Linked DNA regions of Homo sapiens: region 2 is linked to region 1. A link is a contact called in ENCODE Hi-C or POLR2A ChIA-PET data. All regions are on one chromosome and are shown on one strand. The core of a region is the stretch at or near the end of the contact, and the rest is flanking DNA. Distances in the headings are between cores, read along the strand shown. Region 1 overlaps CACNA1A (calcium voltage-gated channel subunit alpha1 A). Region 2 overlaps CACNA1A (calcium voltage-gated channel subunit alpha1 A).

Region 1 (4,761 bases), core at 533-3,032:
TATTCGGTCCATTATGGGACCACTGTTACATATTTGATCTGTTGTTGACCAAAATGCCATTGTGCAGTGTATAACTGTATGTACCTTTGCCAACACCCAGTAATTCTTGGATAGTTACTGATCCAAGATCACTACAATTAGATAGTAATTCCGAAATAGTAATTCTGAATAATTACACAACAGAAAGCACACACAAGAACATTCATAGCAATGGTATTCATCATAGCTCCAAATTGCAAACAATCCACACTGTTATCAATAGGAGAGAGAGGATACATGCAATGAACAATGCCACAGGTCACATGAGATCTTAAAAAGTTAACGTCAAGCAAAAGAAGCCAGACTTCATTTATGCAAAATACAAAACAGGCTAAACTGGTGAATGATGCTCAAAGTCCTGGTAGGGGTACCCTTGCGGGGAGGTAGTGACTAGGAACAGGATATGAGGGGGGCTTCTGGGGCTGAGAAGTTTCTGTTTCCTCATTTGTGTGCTGGTTACATGGATGTGTTTAGTTTGTGACAATTAATCAAGCTCTTCACTTATAATCCGCGGATTTTTCTGTATGTTTATTCTACTTCAATTCTTAAAAAGTTGTTTTTTTTTGAGACGGAGTCTTACTCTGTTGCCGAGGCTGGAGTGCAGTGGCATGATCTCAGCTCACTGCAACCTCTGCCTCCCGGGTTCAAGCAATTCTCTTGCCTCAGCCTCCTGAGTAGTTGGGATTACAGGCGCCCGCCACCATGCCTGGCTAATTTTTGTATTTTTAGTAGAGATGGGGTTTCACCATGTTGGTCAGGCTGGTCTTGAACTCCTCACCTCCTGATCTGCCTGCCTTGGCCTCCCAAAGTGCTGTAATTACAGGCGTGAGCCACTGAGCCCGGCAGAAGTTTTTTTTTAATAGTCAACTTTACCTTAAAAAGAAAGAAAATGCTGATACGTGCTGCAACATGGGTGAACCTTGAGGGCATTATGCTATGTGAAATAAACCAGTCATAAAAGGGAAAATCCTGTATGATTCCATTTATAGGAGGTCCCTAGAGTCGTCAGATTTATAAAAACAGAAAGTAGCATGGTGGGTGCCAAGGGCTGGGGGAGGGGGAACAGGGAGTTCGCGTTTAGTGGGGACAGAGTTACATTTGGAAGATGGAAAAGTTTGGGAGATGGATGGTGGTGACAGTTGCACAACAATGTGAATGTATTATACTTAATTTCACGAAACTGTATCCTTAAAAATGGTTAGGATGACAACAATATATTAATGGTTTCAAATAGCTAGAAGGAGGAGCTTGAATGTTCCTAACAGAAAGAAACAATAAAGGTCTGAGAAGATGGATATGCTAATTACCCTGATCTGAGCACTACGCATTATATGCATTGAAACGTCACTATGTACCCCATGAATAAGTACAATTACTTGTCAATTAAAAAATGTTACAAAGTTAAAAAAAATATTAGGATGGTAAATTTTATGTCATGTGTGTTTTGCCATGGATTAAAAAAAAAAAAAAGCACTGAAAATAAAACTAACAAAGTCAGCTTTAATCATGGACACAGACAGGTTCTGGGGACAATGAATGTGCCAGCCACCAGCCCACATCCTTGTTTTAACGAGCTCAGAAATGCCAATGCTTTGCTTCTGGAAGGTTCTGGAAGAAAGAACCGAGTCAGCGGAACATTGCTGGACAGAAGGCAGCACTGGCTTTGTGCTCCTCTCTCCATCACTTTGGCGGCTGAGGGTTCTCGTTCCCATTTCTCAGGGCTAAATATAGCCCAGGGAACGAAACTCTGCACCGGCCGCCAGTAGGGAGACTCTGAGCCATCACGAGGAGCAGGCTCAGATGACAGGGACAGGGTGGAGGATGGGGGAGAGGGACAGGACTGAAAGGGAAAAACAGCCGAGGCCCTTCCATACCAAGGCAGCCCGTCCATCTCAGGTGCTGCCAACAAGACCCGAATCTGCCCTTGCCTGGGTCCTCGACAAGCTTGGGAACCTCTGGCCACAGGACATGCTACCCAGCACCACAACAGACACACGTGGAGGCTTGGACTGTTTGAGCTCATTTAATCCTCTCATGAACCCCAGGAGTGGGTATATAATTATCCCCATCCTCCCGGGTGAGAAAGCTGAGGCACAGAGAGGTCTATTTTTTTTTTTTTTTTTTTTGAGATGGAGTCTCACTCTGTCACCCAGGCTGGAGTGCAATGGCACTATCTTGGCTCACTGCAACCTCTACATCCTGGGTTCAAGCAATTCTCCTGCCTCACCCTCCCAAGTAGTTGGGATTACAGGTGCTTGCTACCATGCCCAGCTAATTTTTCTATTTTTAGTAGAGGCGGGGTTTGACCATGTTGGCCAGGCTGGTCTCGAACTCCCGACCTCAGGCGATCCACTCACCTCGGCCTCCCAAAGTGCTGGGATTACAGGTGTGAGCCATCACGCCTGGCCGAGAGGTCAAGTTACATGCCCACAGTTCTGTTGTGGGTTGCAGTGGGTCTCTCCAAAAAGATGCATTGAAGAAGTCCTAATCCCTGGTACCTATGAATTGGAAATAGGGTCTTTGCAGATGGAATCAAGTTAAGATCAGGTCATTAGGGTGGAACCTCATCCTAAATGACGGGTTTCCTTATAAAAAGAGGACATCTGGGCAGAGCACAGTGGCTCACATCTGCAGTCCCAGCTACTCAGGAGGCTGAGGTAGGAGGATTGCTTGAGGCCAGGAGTTTGAGGCTGTAGTGAGCTATGATCGCACCACTGCACTCCAGCCTGGGAGACAGAGCAAGACCCTGTGTCTAAAATAAAGAAACAAACAAACAAATAAGTAAATAATAAGAAAAGGAGAAACCTGGGCACAGAGACAACCTTGCACAGAGGGAGAAGGCCATGTGAAATGGAGATGAAGGCGGGATCAGGGTGATACGTCTACAAGACAAGGACCACCAAGCACTGTTGGCAAACCACCAGAAGCTAGGAGGGAGGCAAGAAGGGATTTCAGACCAAGTCTCAGGAGGCACCATGGCCCAGCTGACATCTTGATGGTCTGTGGCCCAGCTGACCTTGATGGTCTGTGGACTCCTGGCCTCCTGAACTGCGAGAGAATAAATAAATTTCTGTTGTTTTCAGCTACTCTATTTGTGGTTCTTTGTGGTTCAAGCTACAGGAAATAAATGAAGTTACTCAGTTACTGAATGGCAGAGGGGGCCTCCAACCCTCCCATCTCCTTGCTTTTATCTCCTCCCCTTTTCCCTCGCTCATTCGGTTCCAGCCACCTGGCTTCCTTGCAGTTTCTCAACCACGCCAAGCACAGTCCTACCTCGGCCCTTGCACAGGCTGTCCCTCCCTGCCTGGAATGCTCTTTCCTGAGATTGCTACATGGTTTCCCCTCACCTCCTTCAGGTTTTTTACTCAAATGCCACCTTCTGAGGGAGGCCTCCCCTGATGGCCCTTTACAATTGCACCCCTCATTTCTGGTCCCCATTGTTTCTTTTTTCCCATTTGCATTTCACCGCCTATATACTTTACTTATTTCTCTTGTTCTCTCGTCTTCCTGGCTGGAATGTCCATTCGACAAGAGGGAGGGGCTTTGTCCTTTTTGTTCCCTGCTGTATTCCTGTATTCCCAGCCCCCTAGGACAACATCTGGCACACAGTCGGTGCTCAATAAGTGGTGTCTGTTGAATGACTGATTGAGAGGTGTGTCCAAGTTCCCTGCATAGCTCAGATCGTCAACCCCAAGCCAAGCTCCCTCCTGAACTCTCATCTGCACCATCCTCTCTGGGGAGTGGGCTTCTGCTGCCTGATTTTAGAGACACTTTTTCTCTTCCAAACTCATCCAATTATTCAATTCCATACTCTGGAATCAACAATTCCCAGGGAAGAAGGTGGTGGAAGGCTGGGTGCAGTTTTGGATTAGGAGATGAGCTTTCCCTGGTTTGGGGGTGGGGGTGGGTGGATTTCGTTCAGGAGCAAAATGAAAAGTACATTTTACAAGCACAAGGACTGGAGATGCCATGGCTGTTCTGTGGTAGTTCATCAGCAAAGATGGGGTCACAGATCTCTTCTCCTGGTTCTCATCTCTTCTTTGGCAGTTCAAGTTAAGGGAGGGATATGCACAAGTCTGAATTCGGGAAGGAGAGTGGGGGAGGATGGCTTGCTCATTTGTTAAATTCATTAATATTGGGAAGGATGTGCTCTAGAGATCGCCTTGTCTTTCTTCCAAGGGCTCAAAGACTTCCACTGCCTGGAACACTGTTCCCCATTAATGCTGCCATCAAATATTTCCAGCAATATGGTGGGATGGTCCTTCCTGAGTCCCTTTGGGGTTGGCTGAGGACCACATGCTAAGTGCTGGCCAATGAGGAGTGAGTGGAAATAGCTGTCATTTTGGAGCCAGAGCATTGAACTTTCAGTGTGGGACCTTCTAGCATTCCTTTTTTCCTTCTGGAATAGCAAGTGGCAATGTTCTAGGTGATTAGCTAGGTCTCAAGTGACTGCACTGAACAGAGCCCCCTTCTTCCCCACTGCCAACCTGCACTGGACATGTAGCATGAGCAGGAAATACATCTGTTGTCAAAAGTCATGGAGGCTTTGGGGATGTTTGTTACTGCAGCATAACTTGGCTGCCCTGACCAATACATCTTTTTAATTAAATTTTTATATTTTGTAGAGAGGGGGTCTCTGTTGCCCAGGCTGGTCTCGAACTCCTGGGCTCAAGTGATCCTCCTGCTTCAGCCTCCCAAAGTGCTGGGATTTCAGGCATGAGC
Region 2 (5,180 bases), core at 1,086-3,585, 59 kb after region 1:
TGATGGAAATGTTCTATTCTGATCTGTCCAATATGGTAGCCAAGAGCCACGTGTGGCTAATGAGCATTTGAAATGGGGCTCAGTGGCTAAAATTTTCATTTGGTTAAATTTTAATGAATGTACATTTATATTTAAATAGCCTCGTGTGGCTAGTGGCTATCCTGCTGTACCATGCAGCTCTGCAGTTGAATTATAGAGTGGATTACATAATCGAGGGCGTGCAGTCCGTCACATGATGGTGCAAACTAGTCATTCCCTGTGTGCCCTCTAGGTCAATGCTCCAGCGGGCTCTGTGCCCTCGAGGCGGACCCTTGAAGACTACAACTCCCAGAATGCTTTGCTCCGTTTCCGGTTTGGTTTGGCTGAGGGGAAGCGCTGGCAGAAGATGAGGGGAGGGAAAGAGATTGGAATATTGCTTCCCTGCTCCCTCCCTGGTTCTGACAGTAGTCCCTTCTGCACAGCTCTGCCTCCACTGGGTTCCAGGAAATGTAGGGCTCGCGATGGCTTCTCTCTGAGGACCTCAAACAGCCGTTATCTATTTCTCTCACCTGTTCCTATCTCTTTAAGGAGTCTCTTCATGGCATGGTCTTCTTTTGAACCATCTAGAAGTTAATTCTTTTTCCTGTTAGGACCCTGATTGGTATGAGGTGGGAGGAATGAATGGTTCATGAAAGCTGCCCACCTGAAGACCTTGAAGTCCCCCCAGTTTCTGAGGTCAAAGTCTGGAGAAGCAGGATTTGATTCTAGATTTCCCTACCTCAAGAGGGAGGGATGCTCTACTGCTTTTTTTCAAATAAGACTTCAAATTGTGGGGAGAGACATTCTTCCAGATTCTTGCTTCACCCCATTGTAAGGCAAAGGCAAATCCTGAGAGCTGGAAGCCCAAGAAACAGAGGAGGTGGGTGGAAGAACTCAGGAGTGTCCCTTAAAACTGTCCTAAGGGTGGAAGAAGATAGGAATGTCCCTTAAAATTGTCCTAAGGTAGGGCTTGCAAGGAGGTGACACAGATCAAAATGTGAAGCTTGATTCTCAGTGAGGACCCACGCAGAGACTGATGTCTGTCTCTCCTTCCTGGATGCTCAGTTAGACTCCGTTTCCCAGCTCTGCAAGTGGGCGCCGCCATGTACGCTCTGGTGACATCGATCAAAATGTGGAGCTTGATTCTCAGTGAGGACCCACGCAAAGACTCATGTCTGTCTCTCCTTCCTGGATGCTCAGTTAGACTCCATTTCCCAGCTCTGCAAGTGGGTGCCGCCATGTAAGCTCTAGCCAGTGGGAGGTAGATGGAAGTCATATGGACTACTTCTGGGTCTGTCCCAGAAACATTTCTCCTGTGCCCTTCTCATGCTCTTTTCCCTTCTGTGGCTTGATATCAAGAAGCATGGAGACTTTGGAAGCCATGGGTTGAAGATGAGGAGCTACAATATGGAACAAGCCTGGGCCCCTGACTTACTGCTTAGAGGAGAGGTGCCTGCTGTTTAAGAATACATTTTTTTTTTGGCCAGGCACGGTGGCTCACGGCTGTAATCCCAGCACTTTGGGAGGCCGAGGCAGGTGGGTCACCTGAGGTCAGGAGTTTAAGACCAGCCTGACCAACATGGTGAAACCCCACCTATACTAAAAATACAAAAAATTAGCCAGGTGTGGTGGCGGGCACCTGTAATTCCAGCTACTGGGGAGGCTGAGTCAGGAGAATGCTTGAACCCAGGAGGTGGAGGTTGCAGTGAGCCGAGACTGGGCCATTGCACTCATGCCTGGAGGATAAGAGCAAAACTCCGTCGCAAAAGAAAAAAAAAAAAAGAATACACCTTTTGAACTTTATCTGTGCAAGAACGAAATTTTTATTGTTTTGAGCCCTTATGCATGTTGGGATTCTTTGTTACAGCTGCAAGCATATCTAATACACTTAATAGGAACTTATAAACAGTAACTAATACACTTGGGCAGGTAAATTGTCAGTTTCATGAGACCATGGATTTGCCTCTTTGGTTCACTGATGGATCTCTGGTGTCTAGAACAGGGCTGAGCAGGTGGAAGGGTTCAATAAGTGTTTGTTGAATGAGCTATCAGCTTCCAATTTTTCTTTGCAGCTGACTGGAAAGCAGAGAAGTATAGTAGATGCAAGCTCTGGCTCCCAGGTGGGAAAGGGTTGGGTTTATATCCTGCCTGATTATTTACTAATTGTCTACATTGGGCAATTGCCAAGCCTCAGTTTCCTCATAGGGAGGTTGGAGAATTATATAAAAGCTCTTTCTTTTTGTGGACAGAGTGAGGATTCAACGTGATCATTCATGAGAAGTGCTGAGCACACCACCTGATGCATAGTAAGTGCTCAGGAAGTAGCGGTCATGATTATCTGGACTTTTCTCATTCTCTGGGCAAACAAAAAGCACAGAAGCTGCCCCTGCAATAGGCTCTGACAAATTTCAGGCCCCGAGGGGAGGGAGGCCAGGCTTGAGCCTGGGATTATAGCCAAAGACCAGCTCAGGAAACAATATTACATTCCCATGATCCTCCTGCGATCCCAGGAGGGCTTGAGCCTCTGTTTCTTGTCCTGACCTCAGACTAACTCTGCAGAAATGCTGCTCGGGGCTTGGACTAGCTGCTCTGGTTCAGGGAGCCCCATTGAGACCTGGAACTTAGAGGGCCTGGTGGAGTCCTCAAGACTAATGTGGGGAATGAGCCATAGTTTAATTCAGGACACCCCACTTTTTTCAAGTATTATTATTATCACCAGCCTGGAGTTATGCGTGATTGGGCAGATGCCTTAGGACTGATCAGGTTTTTCTCCTCCATTAATTAAAATGTGAATCACAGCTGAGTCACTAAAGAAAACGGTTAATGAGCAATTCTGACTTCCTCCCTCCTTCCTTGCTCAGAGAGATGAGTCAGCAGAAGTCCAGATCCAAAAATGAGAAGAAGAAGAAGAAGAAGAAGAAGAAGGAGAGAAAAGGAAAAAAAAAAAAGCCCAGAAGAGATGTAGGGCTTGGGAAAGCAGGAGCAAAATGAACCTGAACCATATTATTCTTTGTCTTAGCAGAAAAAAGTTCCCAAATCGCTATCCCAAGGCCTAACGGTCAAATCCTCTAATGAGCACGACCAGTTCTCATTTTTACAGACAGACCCACAGGCACCCAGAGATGGATCCAAGCCCCAGCAATCTCCTTTCTTGCTTTCCTCAAGCAACGACAGGCTCCTCACCATGCCAAAAACAACCACCAACCTCCACCTTTCTTTTTCTGCTTCGTTTTCCCCACAAAGCCCAGGCTCTCCTTTGAATTCAGACATCATGGTCATGTTTCATAAGATAAGGGACGAGTGAGGAGCTGGGGTGCCTCCGGTCAATAGGAAAGGGCCATGGGGAGTAACAGTAGAAGATTTCAGAAGTGGGGAGGTCCCTCAGAATCAGGGAAGCTACGTAACTCAAAACATGATTCCTGGAGCCAGGCTAAGCCTGGATCCTGGCTTCGTGTAGAGCTAATCAATCTTTCTGAGCCTCAGTTGTCTCATCTGTAAAATGGGGAGAGTAAAAATACCTACGCAGTGTTGCAAAGATGAAAAAGTCAGCACCCATCAGAAGTTAACAATTATAATATTCATTAGAAAACTATGATCCAAGAATTTCTGCCTCACCCATAGGGTCACCCCAAAGCAAGATGATCAGACAGGTTGGGGAGATGGTCCTCACTGAGCACTGGCACACACACTTGAACAGGTGTGTGTGTGTGGGTGTGCAAGCTCTCATGTGTGTGCATGCAATTTCCCCTCCCAAATCAACTGATCATGTATAACACTGCACATTCGACTTTTGACTTTTGCAGGATGAATTTTCATGATGCCTATTTATATTTTCAAATTATGAGCAGGGGCTTTCACCAATTACCCCTGTCTTGACCCCTTGTTATTCAAATGATTCTCTTTTGAAGAGCCTGCAGTGTCCCAGTCCTTGTCAATTTTTAACTAGATGAATACTGTCCAGATCCCATCTGCTAATGTCTGGGGGTGTGATTTCAGCAGCTTGCCACCATCATGCTCACTGACTTTAAGAAATCTTCTATTTTTTGCAAGGTTGGTAATTTCTAAGTCAGTTTGCCTTGGACTTGTGCTAGAGTGTAAGATAATATTTAACAATCTAGAACAGTGACTCTCAACCAGGGGTGATTTCACCTCCCAGGGGACATTTGGCAATGTGTGGAGACATTTTTGGTTCTCACAACTGGGGCGCGGGCGCTACTGGCATCAAGTAAGTTGAGGCAGTGCACAGGATAGCTCCCATTTTGGAGCTAATAATGCAGCCCCCAAAGTCATCAGTGCTGTGGCGGAGAAACTCTGACCTAGAACCCAGGGGGCCATGGCGGTCCTGAGGCAGAGTCTTGCTCTGTCATTCAAGTTGGAGTAAAGTGGCGTGATCTTTGCTCACTGCAACCTCCACCTCCCAGGTTCAAACGATTCTCCTGCCTCAGCCTCCTGAGTAGCTGGAATTACAGGCACCCACCGCCACACCCAGCTAATTTTTCTATTTTTTTAGAGACAGGGTTTTGCCATGTTGGCCAGGCTGGTCTTGAAATCCTGACCTCAGGTGATCTGCCCGCCTCAGCCTCCCAAAGTCCTGGAATTACAGACCTGAGCCACTGTTGCCTGTCCAGGACTCACTTTTACAAGTAGTCAATTCAGTCAGTTCCTTAGGGACCAAAAAATGGATTATGCCAATTTTAGGGTCCTTCTGCCTCTTTCTAAACTACAATGAATTTATACTAAGCGTGGGGCTCTGCAGCCAGATTTCCTGGATTCAAATTCCAACTCTGCCACTTCCTAGCTGTGTGACCTTGGGCAAGATATTTAACGGCTCTGGGTTTCCATGTTCTCACTAATACATGTGACCAATAAAGCACCCACTGAGTAGTTGTTTGCATTAGGTAGGCTGATATGTAAAGTACTTACGACAGTGCCTGATACATAGTTGAGGCATGAGTGGGAGGTAGACTGAATCCCTGGTGCAAACATGGTGAGCTTCCCACTAAAGATTCACAAGTGGGACTGGGAAATGGCAGCCTAATCAGAGACTACATTTCCCAGCCTCCCATGCAGCTAGCCTGGGCCACATGACTAAATTCCACCCAATAGAATGCAGGCAGAAGTGTTGTTCACCACTTCCAGGAACCCTCATAAGTACCTCCCAC

The links. A loop is a pair of places that touch in the nucleus more often than their neighbours do. ChIA-PET counts read pairs that join two places held with the same protein, here RNA polymerase II (POLR2A).
Region 2: a loop to region 1 is called in a map of astrocyte of the cerebellum, with 11 times the contacts of the local background. The contact joins two enhancer-like sites. A Hi-C loop is called at or near these places in 4 of 168 maps with a recorded cell type or tissue (astrocyte of the cerebellum, chondrocyte, endothelial cell of hepatic sinusoid and 1 more). POLR2A ChIA-PET finds 5 or more read pairs at or near these places in 3 of 52 experiments (Panc1, activated CD4-positive, alpha-beta T cell and activated naive CD8-positive, alpha-beta T cell).

What each region holds. Positions count from the first base shown.
Region 1 is chr19:13,338,280-13,343,040 of GRCh38, forward strand. All of the region lies in intron 6 of CACNA1A (calcium voltage-gated channel subunit alpha1 A), which reads right to left. Among named protein-coding and RNA genes, the nearest start is that of CACNA1A, 170 kb to the right of the region's middle. Within about 2 kb of position 1,783, at least 2 of the 41 ENCODE cell types and tissues checked have a DNase peak (open chromatin) inside an H3K27ac peak, as active enhancers do.
Region 2 is chr19:13,396,481-13,401,660 of GRCh38, forward strand. All of the region lies in intron 3 of CACNA1A (calcium voltage-gated channel subunit alpha1 A), which reads right to left. Among named protein-coding and RNA genes, the nearest start is that of CACNA1A, 110 kb to the right of the region's middle. RefSeq lists enhancers at 2,227-3,426, 2,749-2,893, 3,840-4,340, 4,341-4,841 and a cis regulatory region at 2,816-2,826. Within about 2 kb of position 2,336, at least 7 of the 41 ENCODE cell types and tissues checked have a DNase peak (open chromatin) inside an H3K27ac peak, as active enhancers do.